Linked DNA regions of Homo sapiens: regions 1 and 2 are each linked to region 3. A link is a contact called in ENCODE Hi-C or POLR2A ChIA-PET data. All regions are on one chromosome and are shown on one strand. Each heading gives the region's core, a stretch centred on a gene start or an enhancer-like site at or near the end of the contact. The rest is flanking DNA. Distances are from core to core; before and after follow the strand shown. Region 1 holds the start of NINJ2-AS1 (NINJ2 antisense RNA 1). Region 2 overlaps LOC101929432 (a long non-coding RNA gene). Region 3 holds the start of FBXL14 (F-box and leucine rich repeat protein 14).

What was found. A loop is a pair of places that touch in the nucleus more often than their neighbours do. ChIA-PET counts read pairs that join two places held with the same protein, here RNA polymerase II (POLR2A). Pooled maps may share reads with other maps.
Region 1: a pooled map shows a loop between it and region 3 (4-fold over the local background). The contact joins the promoter of NINJ2-AS1 here to the promoter of FBXL14 in region 3. A Hi-C loop is called at or near these places in 3 of 168 maps with a recorded cell type or tissue (chondrocyte, esophagus muscularis mucosa and prostate gland), 1 of 37 single-sample maps with no recorded cell type and 18 of 50 pooled maps. POLR2A ChIA-PET finds 5 or more read pairs at or near these places in 2 of 52 experiments (CD4-positive, alpha-beta T cell and activated CD8-positive, alpha-beta memory T cell).
Region 2: a loop to region 3 is called in a pooled map, with 2.3 times the contacts of the local background. The contact joins the enhancer-like site here to the promoter of FBXL14 in region 3. A Hi-C loop is called at or near these places in 1 of 50 pooled maps. POLR2A ChIA-PET finds 5 or more read pairs at or near these places in 2 of 52 experiments (HEK293 and activated T-cell).

The regions. Positions count from the first base shown.
Region 1 is chr12:629,513-634,051 of GRCh38, reverse strand. NINJ2-AS1 (NINJ2 antisense RNA 1) reads right to left here and starts at 3,161. Exons shown (of 5, transcript NR_122124.1): 1 at 3,067-3,161; 2 at 1,805-1,838; 3 at 1,436-1,543. All of the region lies in intron 1 of NINJ2 (ninjurin 2), which reads left to right. RefSeq lists silencers at 3,136-3,235, 3,296-3,375.
Region 2 is chr12:724,862-728,991 of GRCh38, reverse strand. It overlaps LOC101929432 (a long non-coding RNA gene), which reads right to left. Exons shown (of 4, transcript XR_007063153.1): 4 at 706-982. Among named protein-coding and RNA genes, the nearest start is that of LINC02455, 10 kb to the right of the region's middle. Within about 2 kb of position 2,676, at least 2 of the 41 ENCODE cell types and tissues checked have a DNase peak (open chromatin) inside an H3K27ac peak, as active enhancers do.
Region 3 is chr12:1,592,808-1,597,141 of GRCh38, reverse strand. FBXL14 (F-box and leucine rich repeat protein 14) reads left to right here and starts at 2,561. Exons shown (of 2, transcript NM_152441.3): 1 at 2,561-4,269. The coding sequence starts at 3,076. RefSeq lists enhancers at 1,857-1,926, 3,297-3,486, 4,004-4,334 and silencers at 2,187-3,056, 4,037-4,086.

The DNA of each region.
Region 1 (4,539 bases), core at 1,912-4,411, 960 kb after region 3:
AATAAATTCAGATTCAGGAATGAATGTGGAGAAAACTGGGAATGAAACAGGCAGGAATGAGTAAGCTATCTGGGACAGTGCAAAGGCCTTTCTGACCAGATCAGACGGTGTGTGTGGGGGAAAGCACAACTGGATAGGTGGGGTGGGGCCGAATTATGGGGGATTTTTAAATAACCAGGCAAAGGAATGTGTACTTGATTTAGCAGACAGTGGAAAACTCTAAAGTGGTTTGTTTTTTTTACACAATCTCACTCTGTTACCCAGGATAGAGTGCAGTGGGGCAGTCTTGGCTCACTGCAACCTCCACCTCCTGGGTTCAAATGATTCTCCTGCCTCAGCCTCCTGAGTAGCTGGGACTACAGGCATGTGGCACCACGCTCAGCTAATTTTTGTATTTTAGTAGAGACGGGATTTTGCCGTGTTGGCCAGGCTGGTCTTGAACTCCTGGCCTCAAGTGATCTGCCTGCCTCAGCCTCCCAAAGTGCTGGGATTACGGGCATGGGCCACTGGGCCCAGCCTCAGAAGTTTTTAAATGACATGATTTTTTTTTTTTGGAGACAGTCTCTTTCTGTTGCCCAGGCTGGAATGCAGTGGCACCATCTCGGCTCACTGCAGCGTCCACCTCCTGGTGGAACCAGTGATTCGCCTGCCTCAGCAACCCGGGTAGCTGGGATTACAGGCACGTGCCACCATGTCTGGCTAATTTTTGTATTTTTAGTAGAGACAGGGTTTCACCATGTTGGCCAAGTTGGTCTTGAACTGCTGACTTCAGGTGATCCATCCACCTCGGCCTCCCAAAGAGCTAGGATTACAGGTGTGAGCCACCGCGCCCGGCCTTGTTTTTTTTTAATGGAGGAGTGGGGCACAGTTTTAGGGAGGTTGGTTCAGGAAGGGATGCAAGATAGATTAGAGGGCAGGAATTGATTCAGTTCTCAGAGAACTTCCCTGGAAAAGAAAGTCCTAGATCTTTGCCCCAAGCCCAATGCCAGGCTGAGGTATATTTCACGACCTTTCTGATTGAAATCTACTGACAGAAAATACACTGGATCTAAGATCTTGTGAGATCTTGCCCAAGCTCAACCCGGCCCACTAACCTTTTGTGTTCATGGCATGAAATGCCCACACTTGGTTCTGGTTTGGGCTGGCACCCTCCCCGGCTTGCTTCACTGTGGTGCGATGTTTCCAAAGCTTCCACACTCCAGAAAGGGCTATAACTTCAGTTTCCTCATTTTTACAAAAGGTCAAGTTTTCAAAAGCTTAGATCCGCTGGGATTTGTCTATGTTGATGAAGATACATGAAAACTGGGGGACATTGCAGTTGACCTTTAGAACCCTCTCTCCACCCCCACCCCCATCTCCATTACCCCAGAGCTAAGCCTCCTCAGGACCTAGTACTTCTCTTCATTCAGTGTTTTCTCACACTGCTGAAAATTACCTGTGACTCATACAAGTGGTTCAAGCTGCTCAGTCCCAGACAGGAATGTTGAGTCTTGCCAGCTGACATGTTGGGGTCACAAGAAAGAGAGAGCAAGTGTCCTGTGGGCTGGAATCAGGGGAGATGCACAGACACCCTGTGAACATTCCAGAGTGCAGGGCTGAAGAATGGCCTGAATGGAGCCGTTAGGCTGATTTCCCTGTGGTCAGAGGCTAGCTGCAATTTTACCCTCCCTTCCCTGCCCAAACACTCCTGACACTGGAATTTCATCAAACGGCTACCGTGTTTGGTTTTCAACCAGGACAAACAAAGAAAAGAGATTTGTTTTCCTGTCTGCTTTTGCTGAATGGAATCTCTGATTCTACTTACCAGCGTGCCTCAGACACCCTGGGGCTGGTTAGGACTTTAAGCACACAGGAATCTCAGCTTTACTCAATCTTTTTCCATATCCTGAGCCCGAGTTCAGACTTCATCCTCCCGGGTCCCCCATGTCCCTTCAACGTCTGATTAATTCTCCAGTCAACTCCCTGCTAATAGTCCACCCACAAATTGCTATTTCAGCTGACCTTCCCCAAAACTTGAGCATCCTTACCAAATACCTTGGGCTTCCTCATAACCTGGTTATCTTCTCATCTGCATGCCTTTCTGGAATAATTTTGAAGTATTAAAAAAAACTCCTCTAATTGTCAAGGGCATGCAGGAAGCTCAGCCCCTAAGGAGCATTGCAGAAATCTGGAGTTCTACTCTGTTTATACCTAAATCTAGCCTTCCAGGAGTTTCAGATAGTTTCCTGGAAACATTTTGTGCTTTGTGTTTTTCACCTTTCTCTCTTAATTGAATATGGGGTGAGGAGCAAGAAAGGGGATTGTGAATTACAATTACAAACAGTACACACATAACACAGGGACAATCTTTGCATTTCTCATTTCTGATCCCAGGGATCAGAGGTAGAGGCAGGCCAGGCGCGGTGGCTCACGCCTGTAATCCCAGCACTTTGGAGGCCGAGGCAGGCGGATCACGAGGTCAAGAGATAGAAACCATCCTGGCCAACATGGTGAAACCCCGTCTGTACTAAAAATATAAAAATTAGCTGGGCGTGGTGGCGCGCGCCTGTACTCCCAGCTACTCGGGAGGCTGAGGCAGCAGAATCGCTTGAGCCCGGGAGGCGGAGGTTGCATTGAGCAGAGATCACGCCACTGCACTCCCGCCTGGTGACAGAGGGAGACTCCGTCTCAAAATAAATAAATAAATAAATAAAAATTTAACAAAAAAAGGTAGAGGCAGCTCTCAGGTGAGTAAATTCGCAGATGCCCACGCATGTCTGGAACATACCCCAGGGGTCATTAGAGACTGCCCAGCAGAGGCGGGAGGATCTTCCGTTTGCTTTTCCTTCAGAACGTTTGTCCGGAGAGCATCCTGTTCTGTTATATGCATATCCACCTCCGTCTCCAAATTACTAGGTTGAGCACAGTGCTCAGTGCCTGGCATTGAGTTAGAAATAGAAAATGAGCTGGCGAGTCCCGGCCCGAGGCTGTGACAGGGGCCATTACTGAGCCCACTCCCCACCAACCTTTCTGCGGTTTAACTGACTCTCCTCCTTCCCCTCCAGATCCCAAGGGCTTGACTCCTACCTCCTCTAAGGCATTTTGAAAAGTTTGCAAATGCACCCTTGATCCTAGCACGTACTTAAGAAGCGGCTCCCCCCTAGAACGTCAGGCTTGAAGCTGACCCCTTCTTCCTCCTCCCGCGCCATTTGGGTCTGTGCGCAGGGCCGGAAGCCTGCTGGGGAGGGGCACGAGGCCGGGCTGGGGCCTCTCCGGAGGGAGCCCGCCGCCCCGCCCAGGGCGCACGCACCCAGCCTCTGAGGGAGGAAGCTGAATGGGGCCAGAGGCTGGCCCTCTTTGGGGATTTGCATTATACAGGCTGTATTTAGAAGCAGCGGCGGGGAGCGGTGGCTCACGCCTGTGATCCCAGCATTTTGGGGGGCCGAGGCGGGCAGATCACCTGAGGCCAGGAGTTCGAGACCAGCCTGTCAACATGGTGAAACTCCGTCTGTGCTAAAAATACAAAAAAAATTAGCCAGGCGTGGTGGCCGGAGCCTGCAGTCCCAGCTACTCGGGAGGCTGAGGCAGGAGAATCGCTTGAACCCGGGAGATGGAGCTTGCAGTGAGCCGAGATCACACCACTGCACTCCAGCCTGGGCAACTCAGCGAGACTCCGTCTCAAAAAACAAAACAAAACAAAACAAAACAAAAAACCAAGAAAAAGAGAATAAAAAAAAATAGAAGCAGCTTTCTTGCTGATAGAAAGCAATGACCCTCTCTGCTATAATTACAACTGAAGAGTCACTTTCTTTCAAAAACTCTATTTTCAGATGTTTACCACTTTCTTTAAAAAGGAAAAAAAATTTGCCTCAAAGGCAGGCAGTCCCCAGGGCATTTCTGGTCTCCTGGGGAAGGAACCTAAGAGCGGTTTGGTAAAATTCCATTTTGCTATCTTGGCGTTACCTAAGGGCAAGAACTGAGGTGGGGCTTTGGTGACAGCAGGGGCTGAAGAGTGCTCTTTTTCATCATCCAGGGTGTCCAATTGTTTTGTTTCCCTGGGCCACATTGGAAGAATTGTCTTGCCCCACACATAAAATACAGCAACACTAACAATGGCTGATACACTTTTAAAAAATCGCAAAGAAACTTCATATATATATATATATATATATATATTTTTTTTTTTTTTTTGAGTTTTGCTCTTGTCGCCGAGGCTGGAGTGCAACGGCACGATCTCGGCTCACCACAACCTCTGCCTCCCAGGTTCAAGTGATTCTCCTGCCTCAGTCTCCTGAGTAGCTGGGATTACAGGCATGCGCCACCAGGCCTGGTTAATTTTGCATTTTTAGTAGAGACGAGGTTTCTCCATGTTGGTCAGGCTGGTCTCAAACTCCTGACCTCAGGTGATCCACCTGCCTCGGCCTCCCAAAGTGCTGGGATTACAGGCGTGAGCCACCATGCCCAACCAAGAACTCATAATGTTTTAAGACAATTTACGAATTTGTTTTGGGCCGCGTTCAAAGCCGTCCTGGGCTGCACGGGGCCCACAGGCTGTGGGTT
Region 2 (4,130 bases), core at 1,427-3,926, 870 kb after region 3:
CAGGAAGACTGTGGCTTGGCTATGTCAGAAGGGGCCTTCTAGGGTTTCCTGGCAGTTTCCCAGCCTCAAACATAGTTTTTTTTAAAAGCTGTAAAATAGTTTTTTACAAGCTATCTTTTGCTTGGCAAAAGTGATGTCCAACGGAACGTTCTGTGATGATGGAAATGTTCTATATTTGTACTGTTCAAGATGGTAACTATTAGCCACATGTGGCTATTGAGCACATAAAATGTGGCTAGTAGACTGAGGAACTAAATTTTAAATTAAATTTTAATTAAGTTAAATTCAGATACTCATGAGTAGGGTTATTAGATTTAACAAATAAAGTACAGGATGCTCAGTTAATTATCAGTTACAAATAAGCAACACATAATTCTGTAGCTGAAGTACACTCCAAATATTGCATGGAATACACTTATACTATAAAATTATCCTTTTTTATCTGAAATTCAAATTTAACTGAGCATGCCATATTTTACCTAACAACCTTATACTTGTGACTAGAGGCTGTATATCGGGCGTTGCAGGTACAGAGTGTCCTGTTTTTTGCAAAGTTCTTCGAAATTACTCACAGACTCCTGCAGAATCTAAATCAAGGAGGAAAAGAAATCATTATGATCATATTTGGACAAAAAAATTAAAAGCTGCCTGACTTCTGAAAGAAGGCCATTAGATACCACAGCCAGGACTACTAAACCAATAAAATTCAATTCAAAATTTTTTATTGGATGCCTTCTATGTGTAGAACAAATATTCAGCTCTATACACCAATATTGTCATGAAAATTGCTTAAGACCTCTGTCAGTTTGAATTGGTCGGTGTCTGTGCTGTACTGAGTGTCAACTATTATGAATATCAACCTTCACTAGGAGGAAAATGGGATAGGTCTTGAGATCTTTCCAGGAACTCACAACAGGTGGAGAACCAGCTCCAGACACCAGCTCCAAAAACAAACAAACAAACATTAGCAAGCAATGGATTTCTGAAAAACAAAAATAAAACAAAAAGTTATTTAATATAAGACAGATTCTAAGTGATATATGCAAGAAAAATGCTTTGGGAATATAAGGGGTCAGCCATAGAGGGGAACCACTGGATGGGTGATATTGCTTGTCTATTTCTTTTTTTTTTTCCCCAAGACCTAACAAGCTCTGATCTTTTCTTCCAAGGGCTTCCAAGGGTTTGACAAGTAAGGGTATTTTGTTGTTGTTGTCACCCAGTCTAGAGTGCAGTGGCATGATCACAGCTCACTGTAGCCTTGACCTCCCGGGCTCCAGCAATCCTTATTTGTGAGGCTGAGGTGGTAGGCTTCTTTAAGCCTAGGAATTCAAGGTTAAAGTGCCGCTGCACTCTAGCCTGTGTGACAGAGACAGACCTTGTCTCTAAAAATAAAAAATAAGCCAACAAACCAGCATTTCTCACAGATTTTGAGTTTTAAATATGACTCAGAGTTGCACAGCAGGCTATGGTGGATACTCGGATCCTCGCACTGGTAGCTGTTGGTGCCTCATAGCTGAGTCCATCTCTTGGAATGGCTCTCAGCAAGGGCCTTGCACAAGGCTACACCCCTTCCCTGAGGTCAGGCACCATCAAATGAATGGTCACTAATGGATACAAAGGCCCACACGTTGCCTCATCGGAGGTAACTTAGCACTTTTGTCACTCCGTGCCCCATAAGCCCAGCTGAAGCCTCTATAGCAATGATACTATAGTTCAGCTTCTCCCTCTGTCCAGTTCTGCTTCCCTGACTCCCAAGAGTTGTCACTCTGTACTCCCCATGAACAACAAACCAGTGAGCCCTGCATGCACATCTCTGTCTAGGAGTCTGTTTCTGGGGAGCTTTACCTAAGACATAGGTTATTGAAATATCTTTTAAGTAACCTTCCAGATTCTTAGGACAAACTTCTAGCTTTACTGAGATTGGCTTTTTCTACTGCTTGGGAAAAATGAGACCTGAACTGCCTTTTTCCAGACAGATGTGCAAACTTCACAGAGTCAAGAGACTTAGTGGTTTCTGGAATGAGGGAGGAATTTTCTGGGGCTGGTTACATTAAGTGGGATGACTAGACTGGCAGGTGCCCACAATTAATCTTCCCATTCCTCAGTAAAATGCAGACAACTCAGTGAGATCTGTAGATCTTTGAATGCCCTTAAACCAATCCAATTCTGGACAACAAAATAGTCACTCATCACAGTAAAAGAATCCCAAGGATGAATTTCACCCTCTGCTAGGAATAAATACTTCCTTTTTCTTCCATTAGGCCTCTCACTGATCCCTCTCCTGCCTATAACTTTTCCTGCAAGACTAGAAGCTGCTCTTTGGAACCTTGGGAGTGGACCTTGACACCTCTGATTCACAATCACGTAACCTTGTGGAATCTGACTAACATCTCTCGTGTTGCCAGCTGTCATCTTTCATCTCTCCTCTTGGCTTTGTGCCTTCTTTCAGCTTAGCTGCAAAGCAGGGATGAGGCTAGAGGGGAGGGTAGTGTTAACGTGTGAAGTTCTTTCTATGTACCAAGCACTGTTCTGGGCAATTCACATTATCTCATTAAACCTCACAATAACCCTACAAGGTAGATATGGCTGCCCTCTCCCTCTGACACACACAACAAACACCACAGTTCAAAGAGTTATGTAATTCAGTTCTTTGAGATGTGTAACGTCTCCTTTTTAGGAAGTTATCAGACTCGGCTAGGTCTGCATGGCACTGTGAAGCAGTGTCTTGGGTTAACTCTAACGTTCCTAATGTTAGTCTTGGAAGAACTCAGTTTGATAGTGGTTTGGATATGAAAGGATCTAACCCTGATTTTATTCCTAAGTCCTTTAGAGCCTTAGCCGTCCTAAGGTGTAGGTCAGAAGAGGTATCTGAAACTGCGATGGTCTAACAGCTGCCCAACATCCTTGGATCATGAATGAACTGATTAATGAATTCACGTAACAGGTGTCCACTGCACCTTTACTGCTGACAATGTGCAGAAAGCGTTATTCAGGGGTGCTATGGCCCAGTGGTTAAGAGCAGAGACTCTCAAGTCAGGCTACTTGAATTCAAATCCAGGCTGTACCACTCAGTAGCTGTGTCACATTATACCAGATATTATATTAATCTTTCGGGACTTCAGGTTTATCACTTGTAAAATGAAGGTGAAAATACTTCATGGGAAGTAGTTGTGAGGCCTAAGCAGGATTGTCCGTGTAAAGGGCTTGGCACACAAGTAACTGCTTGAACCATGGTAGCTGTTGTCTTATTATAGGACAAAGCAAGCCATGGAAGAATGGATCCAAATTTTAGGAAACACAGAGTTTAGGAGGGGAGATGAAATGTGTGCATAAATAACTATAACACAAATTTAGAAAGTGATGGATGATGTGGAGGTAAAAAGCATATAATAAAACTTAGAGGAAGAAAAGATTACTTCTAGGTAAGGAGATCAGGGGAGGTTTCTTGGTTGAAATAATATTCAAGCTGATAGATGATAAACACAATCAGTTTTAAACCTGTGAGTGGAAACCCTGTTGTAAACCAGCAAACACTAACTGAAGTCAAAAATAATACCAAATGACAGGCTGCTGGTGCAGAGTCCTGGAATACAGCATTGCACATCTTGGTGCCTGTGGGGCAAAATGAATACAGGGTGAAACCTGTCCAACCCACAGATCTGCTTTCCAGTCAGTTCCACAAGGGTCATTCTGACCCAGGCAAGACTTGTCTGGTGACCTCCATCAGGACTAGCTCTGGAGAAGACTCCAAATCAATGACTGACAGCAAGCGTTCATTAAGTGGATGCCATGAGCCCAACACCGCAGGTATGGGAAAGGATACCACATACACACACAAGTGACTCCCTCTGTCAGGGAACTTATATAGTCTTGTTAGGAAGACAAGATTAATATACTACATGATTTTTATGGCATTTGTTGTTCTTTTTCCTGTTCATAAAAGCAATACGAGTTCACTGTAGAAAATTCAGAAAATACAATTACATATTATAAAAGCAAATTTATCCCAAATCCCACTATCCAAGATTAACCATAAAATTCCATAAAATTAACCATAAAATTAACCATAAAAATTCAAATTATGAATTTGTACAGCCTTGTCTCCCGAGACAGGCATCTTATCCCCACCC
Region 3 (4,334 bases), core at 1,312-3,811:
CCTGTCTATACATATTCTTCATATATTTTTGTGTCCTAAGTCTGAGCATAAACCAAAGCTCCCAGGAAGTTATTGTATTCGAAGTTATTCTTAATATCTGGAGCCTGCATTAGGAACAATGTGTAATTGTTCCATGGGTTAAGGAGACAGTATGCTAGGCTCTTGGCCTCAGAGTGTTCCTACTGGAAAGGTCCCTGAAGATTACCTAGTCAAATCATCCTGGTGTTACACAAGGAAACCGAGACCCAGAAAGGAGAGTCGTTTCCTCAGTAGCATAAAGTCACCAGGTGTTCAGATTCGGCATAGGGCTCATTCTACGCCCTAGTTCCTTTTCCCCGGGAATGCTTTTTCTGTGATGCTTCTTGATGCTATATTTTCCTATTTATTGAAGGTGAAAATAGTCATATTGCTGAAAATCCTTATAATATATACTTGAGTGCCTTAAATAAAAGGCTTTGTGTTAATAAGATTCTAGAATTCAAGAAAAACTGTTGTTAGAACGAGGACCAGATGGCCAACTTCTAGAGAAAGTGCTTCCAGATACCTCTGAATGACTCTTCAGATTTGAGAACAAGGGCCTTTCTAGAGAAGGAAAACCATTAGGCTCCTTCTTAGTCCGAGGCTGGTCAGGCCCCTTGTCTAAAATTCCCCCCAAATGTGTGGGGTACTTTGTTTTTTATTAAGCAGGATTAAGTTACACTAAGGTGCTTTGGATTAAGGCCTTGACATCAACCCAAACACATCTAGGTGCACAGAACAATCAAAAAGTGACTTTTGCGCAGAATTTAAGGTAAACGTTTAGGCAGAAGTGACTGAGAAGAATAAAAGCCTAGATAACCTCCAGGAGAAGAGTGAAGCCCAGGCATACCCCAGAATCGTGACACTTACTGCCACCGTACATCTGGATGTACTGGATGACTAACAGTACAGTCTATTTTTTCAAGAAGGTTATAAAAATCTATGGGCTCCACACTGCGTGTAATGTGGGTGAGGTAACAAGCTGGCGAGAATTTTTGCTTCTGCATTTCCTGATTTAGGAAAGAGGAGTGGTAGGGGTGTAAAAGGTGTATTATGCCTATTACTGAATCTGTATGTATTTGGTCTAATAGTGGTTGCTTGGGCAAAAGTTACTCTCCTACACTGAATATGGAACCCCTTCCAAATCTTGTTCAGGTCCTCAAAGAATCAATGAAACCATTTTCCCTTTCTGATAAATCCGCTGGTCTTGTATCTAGTTGTGTGGATCCATAAATTAAAATACAGAGGATCATTTTCTCTGATCCAAAAATTCTTGGTTTGGGGGTAGTTAAAATGAAACTTCTGAAATTCTATCCTTAGTACGGACATTTAGGACCCAGGGGCTACATCCTAGAATGGAATTGTGCCCTGCTTCCATAAAACGGTTGATAAACCAACAGACACGACTGGATTGTCTTAAACCAAGTTCAACTGTCATTCCATTTTAATCAAAAAGTAAATTGGATTCAGCATATACGAATATATTGACTATCAGTACAACTGAGCCATACAACTGATAGTCTAAGGCTGATGACAAGGAGAAAGCTCCTAAAACAAGGCTTAGGGGAAGGCTGTTCCCCTGTAAGCAAAGCGGACTGAGGGCATTGGTGGCGCAGCAGCGTTCAGAAGTAGAGGGAAGTTTTGATGTATCAAGTACCGAGGGAAACACACACAGCGTGTCTGGAAACCATCAGAAGATGCTAGAAGGAAGTAGTCATGGATAATTCTAGAAATTTCTAGAACACCGACTGGAGGGGGTCATTGTTTAAGATGAGTACAGCCGAGTTTCTCTCCAATTTAAGACACAAGACTGGAGAGAAAGGCGTCGTAGTAAACAGCCCCAACCGGGGGAGCAGGGGGTGTGATAATGAGGCGTTAAGGGGCATTAGGGACAGTAAGAAAAGGAGAGTTGGGGTGACGATTATTGAGCACTGCTATAGGAGGCGGCTCTCGCAGGGATAATCAAGGGAGAGGGGTGTGAAATAAGGGTAACGAATTGCAGGGGTAAACTGTGGGAAGGGGCTGCGCAGACTTCAACAGCAAAGAAAAAGAAGGAACGGGGCTGGGGCGTGGCCCAGAGAGGGAACGGCTCAATAACGGGCTACCGGGTGAAAAGAAGCCGGGTGGGGAGGCGCTCTGCTGACAGCTGCCGCTCCCCCGTGGCGCCCACAGGGTTAAAAATCAGGGGCCACGGGACCAGGCCGAACTCGGTTTCCAGGGCAACGGCTCCACAGTTCCGGCAGCGCAGGCCCGTACCATTGCGCGGGCGCGGGGGAGCGGGAGCGGCGGAGGGGACGCGCTGCAGGGCGGCGGAGCCGGGGCCGGCCCGGGCGCTACCAAACGCACGGCCCGCCTGCTCGCCCGGGGTCTGCGCCGAGCCGCGCTCCGGCCGGACGGCCGCGGCGTCCTTGGTGCGGGGGCCGGCAGCTCCCAAGTGGCCGCGGACGGCGGGGGAGAAGGAACGCACGCCGCCGGCCGGGATTGGCCTCCTGGTCCCCCCGCCTGGGCGGCGGAGTGCGGGCGGCCCGGGGCTGGGAGGTTTGAAAAGCGGGCGAGAGACAAAGGCAGCAGGAAGCCTCCTCCGCGCCCGGAGCCCGTGCGCCCGGCCCCCGGGGCCCCCTCGCCGCCCGCCGGCCCGCGGAGCAGCGGCGGCGGCAGGAGGCGGAGGATGCGGCAGGGGGCGTGGGCGCGGCGGCGCGGGCGGAGCGGCGCGGCCCGGGCGCGGCGTGGGTAGAGCCGAGGCGGCGGCGGCGGCCGGCCTCCGGGAGCGAGAGCGAGGCGCCTTCCCCGCCCGGGATGTGAGCGCCGTGCGGAGCCCGGGGCGGGGGAGGGCCGGGCCGGAGGCGCAGCCGGCAGGAAGGAAGGACGGACGGACCAGGAGGAGGAGCGGCGGCGGCGGCCGGAGCCGGAAGGCGGGGAGGGGCCGGCCGTTGGGCCCGAGGCGGCGGCGGCGGCGGCGGCGGCGGCTGGGGAGAAGCGCTCTCGTCGCCTGCCCGAGGCCGGAGCGGCGGGGCCCGCGCCTCCTCCCCCCAGCGCCGCGGAGGGGGGAGGAGGAAGATGGAGACCCACATCTCATGCCTGTTCCCGGAGCTGCTGGCCATGATCTTCGGCTACCTGGACGTCCGGGACAAGGGGCGCGCGGCGCAGGTGTGCACCGCCTGGCGGGACGCCGCCTACCACAAGTCGGTGTGGCGGGGGGTGGAGGCCAAGCTGCACCTGCGCCGGGCCAACCCGTCGCTGTTCCCCAGCCTGCAGGCCCGGGGCATCCGCCGGGTGCAGATCCTGAGCCTCCGCCGCAGCCTCAGCTACGTGATCCAGGGCATGGCCAACATCGAGAGCCTCAACCTCAGCGGCTGCTACAACCTCACCGACAACGGGCTGGGCCACGCGTTTGTGCAGGAGATCGGCTCCCTGCGCGCTCTCAACCTGAGCCTCTGCAAGCAGATCACTGACAGCAGCCTGGGCCGCATAGCCCAGTACCTCAAGGGCCTGGAGGTGCTGGAGCTGGGAGGTTGCAGCAACATCACCAACACTGGCCTTCTGCTCATCGCCTGGGGTCTGCAGCGCCTCAAGAGCCTTAACCTCCGCAGCTGCCGCCACCTTTCGGATGTGGGCATCGGGCACCTGGCCGGCATGACGCGCAGCGCGGCGGAGGGCTGCCTGGGCCTGGAGCAGCTCACGCTACAGGACTGCCAGAAGCTCACAGATCTTTCTCTAAAGCACATCTCCCGAGGGCTGACGGGCCTGAGGCTCCTCAACCTCAGCTTCTGTGGGGGAATCTCGGACGCTGGCCTCCTGCACCTGTCGCACATGGGCAGCCTGCGCAGCCTCAACCTGCGCTCCTGTGACAACATCAGTGACACGGGCATCATGCATCTGGCCATGGGCAGCCTGCGCCTCTCGGGGCTGGATGTTTCGTTCTGTGACAAGGTGGGAGACCAGAGTCTGGCTTACATAGCCCAGGGGCTGGATGGCCTCAAGTCTCTCTCCCTCTGCTCCTGCCACATCAGTGATGATGGCATCAACCGCATGGTGCGGCAGATGCACGGGCTGCGCACGCTCAACATTGGACAGTGTGTGCGCATCACGGACAAGGGCCTGGAGCTGATCGCTGAGCACCTGAGCCAACTCACCGGCATAGACCTGTACGGCTGCACCCGAATCACCAAGCGCGGCCTGGAGCGCATCACGCAGCTGCCGTGCCTCAAGGTACTCAACCTGGGACTCTGGCAGATGACGGACAGTGAGAAGGTCAGGTGAGGGCGGCAGCACCAGCTCCCCTTGTCCCGCCCTGTTCATCCTCCCATTACCACCGC